2 separate regions of the Homo sapiens genome follow, and region 1 is linked to region 2. Evidence: read pairs that join two places in POLR2A ChIA-PET (ENCODE). Cell type or tissue: MCF 10A. All regions are shown on one strand. Each heading gives the region's core, and the rest is flanking DNA. Links, peaks and the distances in the headings are about the cores only. Region 1 overlaps NDUFC2-KCTD14 (NDUFC2-KCTD14 readthrough). Region 2 overlaps ALG8 (ALG8 alpha-1,3-glucosyltransferase).

Evidence for each region. ChIA-PET counts read pairs that join two places held together with the same protein. Peaks named below come from ENCODE experiments on the same cell type or tissue, not always from the same donor. Only the 100,000 strongest peaks of a DNase experiment are listed, where the experiment ranks them.
Region 1: POLR2A ChIA-PET joins it to region 2 with 5 read pairs; 5 of 35 experiments call an interaction of 5 or more read pairs at or near these places.

What each region holds. Positions count from the first base shown.
Region 1 is chr11:78,049,565-78,053,954 of GRCh38, forward strand. All of the region lies in intron 1 of NDUFC2-KCTD14 (NDUFC2-KCTD14 readthrough), which reads right to left. Among named protein-coding and RNA genes, the nearest start is that of THRSP, 12 kb to the right of the region's middle. In MCF 10A, for the core only: no CTCF peak of the experiment used is centred there; a DNase peak (open chromatin) is centred at 2,177.
Region 2 is chr11:78,112,672-78,117,020 of GRCh38, forward strand. It overlaps ALG8 (ALG8 alpha-1,3-glucosyltransferase), which reads right to left. Exons shown (of 13, transcript NM_024079.5): 6 at 1,595-1,721; 7 at 1,215-1,318; 8 at 1-99. Among named protein-coding and RNA genes, the nearest start is that of ALG8, 25 kb to the right of the region's middle. In MCF 10A, for the core only: no CTCF peak of the experiment used is centred there; no DNase peak of the experiment used is centred there.

The sequences.
Region 1 (4,390 bases), core at 231-4,230, 63 kb before region 2:
TTGGGGATTTATACATTGGCAAACTTCTGGGGTCTTGTGTCCCTTCTCCCCCTATTCTTCCCTTGGGGCTGGCTACCGGCATGTGCAGAGGCCTGCTAGTGCTTGGGAGGGGAGCATGCGCAGTGTGTTTCCTGGAGTTGTGCACTGCTCACTCAAGGCATTCTTCCCTTACCAGTCAAACGTCCCTAGGAGGTCATTTACCAGTTAAACTCCACCATTTTGCCTCTTAGTATGCATGTGGGGGCCTACTTGCCCAGTTCCTGAGATCTTATTACCAGTTTCAGGTTTTTCTTATCTACTGGGAGACTGCCGGTCCCTGATGCCAGATGCAACCAATTATTATTTTAGCGTAACAGCTTAACAACCACTTGACCCTCACCTGATGGTCACCTGACTTTCCTGGTTGAGAGGTGGGGCCTCTCCTGCCCTGCTCATGTCTGACCAGCTATCTACTGTAACAGTCACGGAAGGTGTTTGAGTGAGGGATGGATGGGGGGTTCTTCTTGTACTGCAGAAGGATTGGTTGTGAAGGGAGGCATCATGGAGATGCCAGAATGGGAGCCCGTCACTGTGAACCTGGCTGGAAAGGGGAAAAGGGGAAGACACCCCCAAAGGATGGCAGCAGGTGGATTCAGAGCTGGAACCTCAGAAGGCCGGGAAGAATGGCGTTCACTGGCTGAGTTTTGTGGATGAACTCGTGGATCTTGACGCATGTCTCCTCCTTCTCTAGCAAAGCCCCCTCGCAGCACCTGTGCAGAGCGGGGAGTGGGTCCTCAAACACTTCCTGGACTCTGGCCTGGGTCCCAGACTGGGGGCCAGCACTGTAGGCAGACCAAGAGCTGGCCCGAGGGAGGGAGACTCCGGAGCTCCTCTGACAGGGCCTGGCCGTGGCAGAAGGAGGTAGCTGAGCTTGCTGGAGTCCAGGGGTTGGCAATGGCAGCCTCCCTGCTGAGCGCCCTCTGTGGCCAGCACTTCCTTGGGGAAAACTCAGCAAAAATCTATTGGTTGAGAAAATGGAGGCAGGAGAGAAGCACACCACGGGTAGACAGACCCCACAGTCTTCATTCATTCATCCTTTCAGTCAGCAAACTAAGGACACTTTCCTAAGCTCCTTGGGTATAGTAGTCAAAATGAAGAGTCAAGGCTTGGTTCTTAGGCTGAGCACAGTGGCTCACTCCTGTAATCCTAGCACTTTGGGAGGCCGAGGCGGGAGGATTGCTTGAGATCAAGAGTTCAAGACCAACCCAGACAGCATAGCGAGACCCCTGTCTCTAAAAAAAAATAAAAATAAGACCTGGTTCTTGCCCTCCAGGGGCTCCCAGATAGGAAAGAGAGAGAGAGACATGTTTTGGTATGAGTCTAGTCGCAGAATTTTGGAGTCCAAAGCCTTATAGTACATGATACCTGTGGATTGAGGGCTGGAGCCCCAGAAGGCCAGGAAGAATGGGAAGGCCGGGAAGAAGTCCTCCCAGGGGAAGGAACAAAGCATGACTGGAAATATAAGTTGGAGTCTCAGTTTCCTCATTGGTGAATTGTAGGGGTTGGGTTGCTGGATTACTGTGGAGCCTTGGAGTTCTGACAACTCAGACATTTGAGATTGGCTGATGAGGGGGTGCTTTGTTGACATCGCCCCTCTCTCTACCTCTCAGCAAACCTAGAAGGCCTTAGGCTGGCCCCCAGGGCTAGTTGCATCAGCTAGAGGAAGGGCTGTGTTTTCCCAGAACTGGGGGAGGGGTGTGACAGGGGGGAAGTTGGGGGTGGGGCTGGACGGGAAGACCTGCCCCTGCTCCTGGTCCACTCTGGTCAGCCCTTCATAAGGTGCCTTTGTAACAGTAGAGTTCGCAGCAGATTCTCCGAACAGCAGAGATATTCCAGAGTAAGCAGGAAAGGTCTGGGCCTCTTAGCATGACTTAAGGACTCCAGAGAAGGGGCCCCACCACTCCCTCAAATAAATAGCTTTCCTTAGCTGGTTGTTTGGCTCATCATGCCTCAAAACCCTCCATTCAGAGGAACTGTGTTTTTTCAGCTTGGAAGATCCTGCACTTTCCAGATAGGAGACTGAGGCCTACAAAGGCAGACTGACTTGCTTAAGATCATGTCCAAGTTAGTTCTGTCCTTTTATTTTTTATTTATTTTTTTGAGACAAGGTTTCACTCTGTCATCCAGGCTGGAATGCAGTGGCAAAATCATGACTCACTGAAGCCTCAACCTCCTGGGCTCAAGCAATCCTCCCACCTCAGGTTCCTGGGTAGCTGAGACTACAGGCGAGTGCCACCATGCCAGGCTAATTTTTATTTTATTATTATTATTATTATTTGAGACAAGTCTTGCTCTGTCGCCCAGGCTGGAGTGCAGTAGTGCAATCTCAGCTCACTGCAGCCTCCACCTCCCGGGCTCAAGCAATTCTCCTACTTCAGCCTCCCAAGTAGCTGGGACTACAGGCATGCACCTCCACCCTCAGTTAATTTTTGTATTTTTTGTAGAGACAGGGTTTCACCATGTTGCGCAGGCTCGTCTTGAACTCCTGGACTCAAGTGATCCACCTGCCTCAGCCTCTCAAAGTGTTGGGATTACAGGCATAAGCCACTGCGCCTGGCTCAAATTTTTTTTTTGTAGAGGCAAAGTCTCACTATGTTGCCCAGGCTGGTCTCAAACTCCTGGGCTCAAGCAATCCTCCTGCCTTGGCCTCCCAAAGTGCTGAGATTACAGGCGTGAGCCACTGTGCCGGCCAGTTTTTTTTTGTTTTGTTTTGTTTTGTTTTTTGAGATGGAGTCTCACTCTGTTGCCCAGGCTGGAATTCAGTGGTGCGATCTCAACTCACTGCAACCTCTGCCTCCCTGGTTCAAGCAATTCTCTTGCCTCAGCCTCCCAAGTAACTGGGATTACAGGTGCGTGCCACCATGCCAGGCTAATTTTTGGATTTTTAGTAGAGACGGGGTTTCACCATGTTGGCCAGGCTGGTCTTGAACTCCTGGCCTCAAGTGATCTGCCCGCCTCAGCCTCTCAAAGTGTTGGGATTACAGGCGTGAGCCACTGTGCTGGCCAGTTGTATCTTTAAGGAGAATATTTTGTGATCAGTAGCACTTGCTCTTCCCTCTACCTGGATAGCAGATCTTCCAAAAGCTGAGAACATTCAGGTCTTAGCACAGCTGTTTCTTCTTCCTGGGCATAATAACCATGTTTGGAATTGGGCATCTTCAGAGGATCTTGTTGAAATGCAGTTCCAATTCAGTAGGTCCTGGCTGGGGCCTGAGAATCTGCATTCATGATGAGCTCTGGGGTAACTTGATGGATGGGGCTGGTCTGCAGATAACAGTGAGTAGTAAGGTTTGTTACCTTCTTTTCTTCTTCTTCTTCTTTTTTTTTTTTTTTTGAGATGGAGTCTTGCTCTGTCGCCCAGGCTGGAGTGCAGTGGTGCAATCTCAGCTCATTGTAACCTCTACCGGGTTCAAGTGATTCCCCTGCCTCAGCCTCCCGAGTAGCTGGGATTCCAGGCGCCCACCACGATGCACAGCTAATTTTTTTTGTGTGTGTATTTTTAGTAGAGATGGGGTTTCACCATGTTGACCGGGCTGGTCTCGAACTCCTGACCTCAAGTGATCCACCTGTGCTGGGTGTGAGCCACTGCACCTGGCCTCGTTACCTTATTTTCTTCCTAGTACAAGTCACAATGTGATGTTAACCATATTGATCTGTGCATTGTTGGTCATTGCTCTCTTCCAACTAGTTATAAGCTGCCCTGAGTGCAGGGACCATGCCTACCTCATGTCCTGTTATATCCCCAGGCCCAGCAGAGTGTTGGCACATAGTGGGCTCCCAATACAAGAACTCCCCTGAGGGACAAAGCAGAGGGTTGAAGCACACAACAGGGGTTGAGTGCCTGGGGACAGGAGTGGGGCAGATCATGAAAATAAGGCTCCTGTTTTTCTTCTCTTTTTTTTTTTTTGAGATGGAGTTTCGCTCTTGTTGCCAAGGCTGGAGTGTAATGGCACGATCTCGGCTCACTGCAACCTCGGCCTCCCAGGTTCAGGCGATTCTTCTGCCTCAGCCTCCCGAGTAGCTGGGATTACAGGCATGCGCCACCACGCCCAGCTAATTTTGTATTTTTAGTAGAGACGGGGTTTCTCCATGTTGGTCGCGAACTCCCGACCTCAGGTGATCTGCCCGCCTCGGCCTCCTAAAGTGCTGGGATGACAGGCGTAAGCCACCGCATCCAGCTTGTTCTTTTTTTTCTTAAGAGACAAAGTCTCACACTGTCGCCCAGGCTGAGTGCAGTGGCGTGATCATAGCTCACAGCAGTCTCAACCTCCCAGACTCAAGTGATCCTCCCGCTCCAGCCTCCCAAACAGGTGGGACTACAGGCATGTGCACCACACCTGGCAAATTGTGT
Region 2 (4,349 bases), core at 1-4,000:
CAAAGCATTGTACAAAGCCCAGAAGTTTGGAGCCCAATATGCATGACAGAGGCCCCTCTTGAAAGGAAAGAGTCGGGAAAAGACTTGAGGCAGCTGATTCTGTTGAAAAGAGAAATGAAACTGATTAAACAGTCATCAATCTTTTTCAAATTCAAAAAGAGAACTAGGGAACTCTCTATGGTATAGTGTGTAGAAAGTTATGGGGTCTGGGTTCTAGTAAGTAAGTGGTTATATGCTCACCACAATGTAAGTTCACAGAACCTTCTTTTGGTCTCACTTTGTCCACTGTCCAGTGGGACAATATACATAAAAATACTCTGAATACCCGTCCATACTATTATAATAACAGAAGAATTTACAAGCTACAAAGCAGAACACAGACTGCAGCTTATCCATGTCTACTAGGGTGAAGGGGAGAGCTGGGAAACTACAAAAGATGTGACGCGTTTCAGTTTTAGTAAGAATTAAAATTAATTAGTTGATTTCAGGGCAGGGAAGAAGAGGAAGAAAGAAAACATCTGAACATCTGTTAAATTCTATGCACTTTAGAATGTCTGCTGTCCATGTAAGACTGCAAAATTATTGATTTTGTTACAAATACATTTTATCAAGTAAGTAAACTTACAAGTACAGAATACACAAATAATGAAGATCAATTCTGTGTTTGTGTATGTGTAATGTACAGTTAAACATATACATGTATATATATATACATATTTGAATGTGCACAAAAATGTCTGAAAGAATACTACCTTATCGGGCCAAGAGCGGTGGCTCATGCCTTTAATCCCAGCACGTTGGGAGGCTGAGGCAGGTGGATCACCTGAGGTCAGAAGTTCGAGTCCAGCCTGACCAACATGTTGAAACCCTGTCTCTACTAAAAATACAAAAATTAGCCAGGCATGGTGGCATGTGCCTGTAATCCCACCTACTCAGGAGGCTGAGACAGGAGAATCGCTTGAATCCAGGAGGTGGAGGTTGCAGTGAGCCGAGATCACGCCACTGCATTCCAGCCTGGGCGACACAGTGAGACTCCATCTTAAACAAAAACAAAAAAAAAAAAGGAATACTGCCCTATCTTTGGGGAGTCACGTTGGGTAAGGAGTAAGAAAAAAGTAGCTTTTACTTATTTTACATATTCCTGGCTTTATTAGGTTTTCTAAACACCAACAAAGAACATGTATTAATTGAAAAAAAAAAAAAAAAAGGCTTACCAAGGCCAGGAAAGGACCCAATGAAAGAGCAGAAACTAAGAAAACAACCAGTCCCAGGGAAATAACACGAACAAAGCTGAAACTCTTCCATCGAATAGACCCATCTACAGAAAAGGAACATTATCAGTAACCAGGAAGATGGAAAGGAACATTAACCATAACCTATATCATGTGCTAAAACTAGAAGTATCCCACAATAGTATACCAATCTATTCATGATGTGGCAAGAGCAGAGAAAAGCGAGAATGGGTAAAGGGCTTACAGGATTAGCAGCTGAGATATCTGCTGTGCTTCATAAAACCTTCTTATCAAGCAAGCCACCAAGTCAACACAGTAAGGGAAAAATCGAAAATGTTTTTGCTATTATTACCAAAACTTGCCTGGTTTATTTGCAGTGAAACAGTAGGATCGCAGCAGATATACACCATAAGCTGGTGCTACATAGAGGTAGATATGCTTGAAATGTAGGAGAACAGCAAAGAGAAATGCTCCTTCCATATGCCTTTTCTAGGAGATTTAAAAGGGAAATATCACTTTAAAATTCAGGGTAAATGAAATGCAATAATGTGGTATTCTAGATTGAATCCTGGAACAGAACAAGGACATTAAAGGAAAAACGGGTGAAATTCAAATGCATCAATATTGCTTTCTTAGTCTTGATGAATGTACCATGGTTATGTAAGGTGGTAATGGGGGAAAATGGGTGAGGGATATATAGGAACTCTCTGTACTATTTCTACAACTTTTCTGGAAAGCTAAAATTATCCTACAAAAAGGTTATTTAAAAAACTAAAATTAGGCTAAGTGTGGTGACTCACACCTGCAATCCCAGCACTTTGGTAAGCCGACGTGGAAGGATTGCTTGACCCCAGGAGTTCAAGACCAGCCTGGACAAAATAGGGAGGCCCTGTCTCTACAAAAAAATAAAAAATAAAAAAAATTAGCTAGGCGTGATGGCTTGCACCTGTAGCACCAGCTACTCTGGAGGCTGAGGTGAGAGAATCTGCTTTAGCCCAGGAGGTGGAGGCTGCAATGAGCCATGATGACGACACTGCACTCCAACTTGGGTGACAGAGTGAGACCCTGTCTCCAAAATGAATAAATAAATAACAAAAATAAACAATACCTACTTTTTTAAATTTTTATTTTATTTTATTTTATTTGAGATGGAGTCTCCCTCTGTCTTACCCAGGCTGAAGTGCAGTGGCACAATCCTGACTCACTGCAGCCTCCGCCTCCTCGGTTCAAGCAATTCTCCTGTCTCAGCCTCCCGAGTAGCTGGGACTACAGGCGTGTGCCAACACACCCGGCTAATTTTTGTATTTTTTAGTAGAGACAGGGTTTCACCATGTTGGCCAGGCTGGTCTCAAACTCCTGACCTCAGGTGATCCACCTGCCTCGGCCTCCCAAAGTGCTGGGATTACAGGCGTGAACCGCCATGCTTGGCCCAAGGTAAATATTCTATAACCAGTATAAGGAAAACATAGGCAAGTGATTCCAGCTAGCTTTTTTTTTGAGACGGAGTTTTGTTCTTGTTGCCCAGGCTGGAGTGCAATGGCACGGTCTCGTTTACTGCAACCTCCACTTTCCGGGTTCAAGTAATTCTCCTGCCTCAGCCTCCCAAGTAGCTGGGATTACAAGTGCCCACCACCACGCCTGGCTAATTTTTTTGTATTTTTAGTAGAGATGGGGTTTCACCATGTTGGCCAGGCTGGTCTCAAACTCCTGGCCTCAACTGATCCACCTGTCTCAGCCTCCCAAAGTGCTGGGATTACAGGCATGAGCCACTGCGACCAGCCCAGCTAGCTTTTATACTGAGTCTAATGTGTTCATAAATTCACTATTCCAACAAAGATTTATCACATACTAAGCCTTATGCTGAGATCATATCCTACATGTCATCAGTAATAACATACTGCAAACTCTCCTTTAGGAATTAGAGCCCAGAGAATTAAATTACCTTCACCCCTCACAGTTTCAGAATAGCTGGAGTTGATTTCCAAAGAAGGGCTGGGAATGAGAACATGAACAAATATATAGGATGCTATGCTACCAAAAAAATCAATTGAATTTTATATTGTAGATTAGGTAACTTATATAGCACTATCAGGCTGAAGGCACCAGTCACTGCACTTGATACAAACACTACTTAGGAAAACTAAAGGTATTCTGATGTAAAAAGAACAAACAAAGGCCAGGCGTGGTGGCTCATGCCTATAATCCCAGCACTTTGGGAGACCGAGGCGGGTGGATCACTTGAGGTCAGGAGTTTGAGACCAGCCTGGCCAACATAGTGAAACCCTGTCTCTACTAAAAATACAAAAAATTAGCCAGGCATGGTGGTGGGTGCCTGTAATCCCAGCTACTTGGGAGGCTGAGACACGAGAATCACGTGAGGTGGAGGTTGCAGTGAGGTGGAGGTTGCAGTGAGCTGAGATCGCGCCACTGCACTCCAGCCTGGGTGACAATGCAAGATGCTATCTCCAAAACAAACAAACAAACAAACAAAACAAAACCAGCTTACTATAACTAAGAAGTTATAGTAAGAATTTGGCTGGGTGGGGTGGCTGACACCTGTAATCCCAGCACTTTGAGAGGCTGAAGTGGGTGGATCACGAAGTCAGGAGATCCAGACCATCTTGGCTAACATGGCGAAACCCCGTCTCTAGTAAAAATACAAAAAATTAGCCGGGAGTGGTGGTGTGCACCTGTGGTCCCAGCTAACTGGAGGCTGAGGCAGGAGGACTGTTTGAGCCCAGGAGGTTGAGGTTACAGTGTGCTGTGACTCCACCACTGCATTCTCCAGCCTGGGTGACACAGCATGACGTTGTCTTCAAAAAAAAAGAAAGTCTGAAATCTATCCACCTCACAGGAATTTCGGAAGGATTAAATGAGATAACAGTCCTGATGTTCTGCAGGGGAAACTGCCACAGGGACCATGAAAGGCCAGTTTCCTTCTCTCATCAGGTGCGGTCTAGAATTGGTAGCTTTAGGAGTAATAACAAAAAAGAGTGGGAATGCTTCTAGGTCTCTCTTCAATTTTATAACTTATTTAAGATCTGGGTAAGGTCTAGCTGATTCCATAGTCAAATTTTATTTGTTCAATAAGCATCCAACAAATATTCATTGAACACC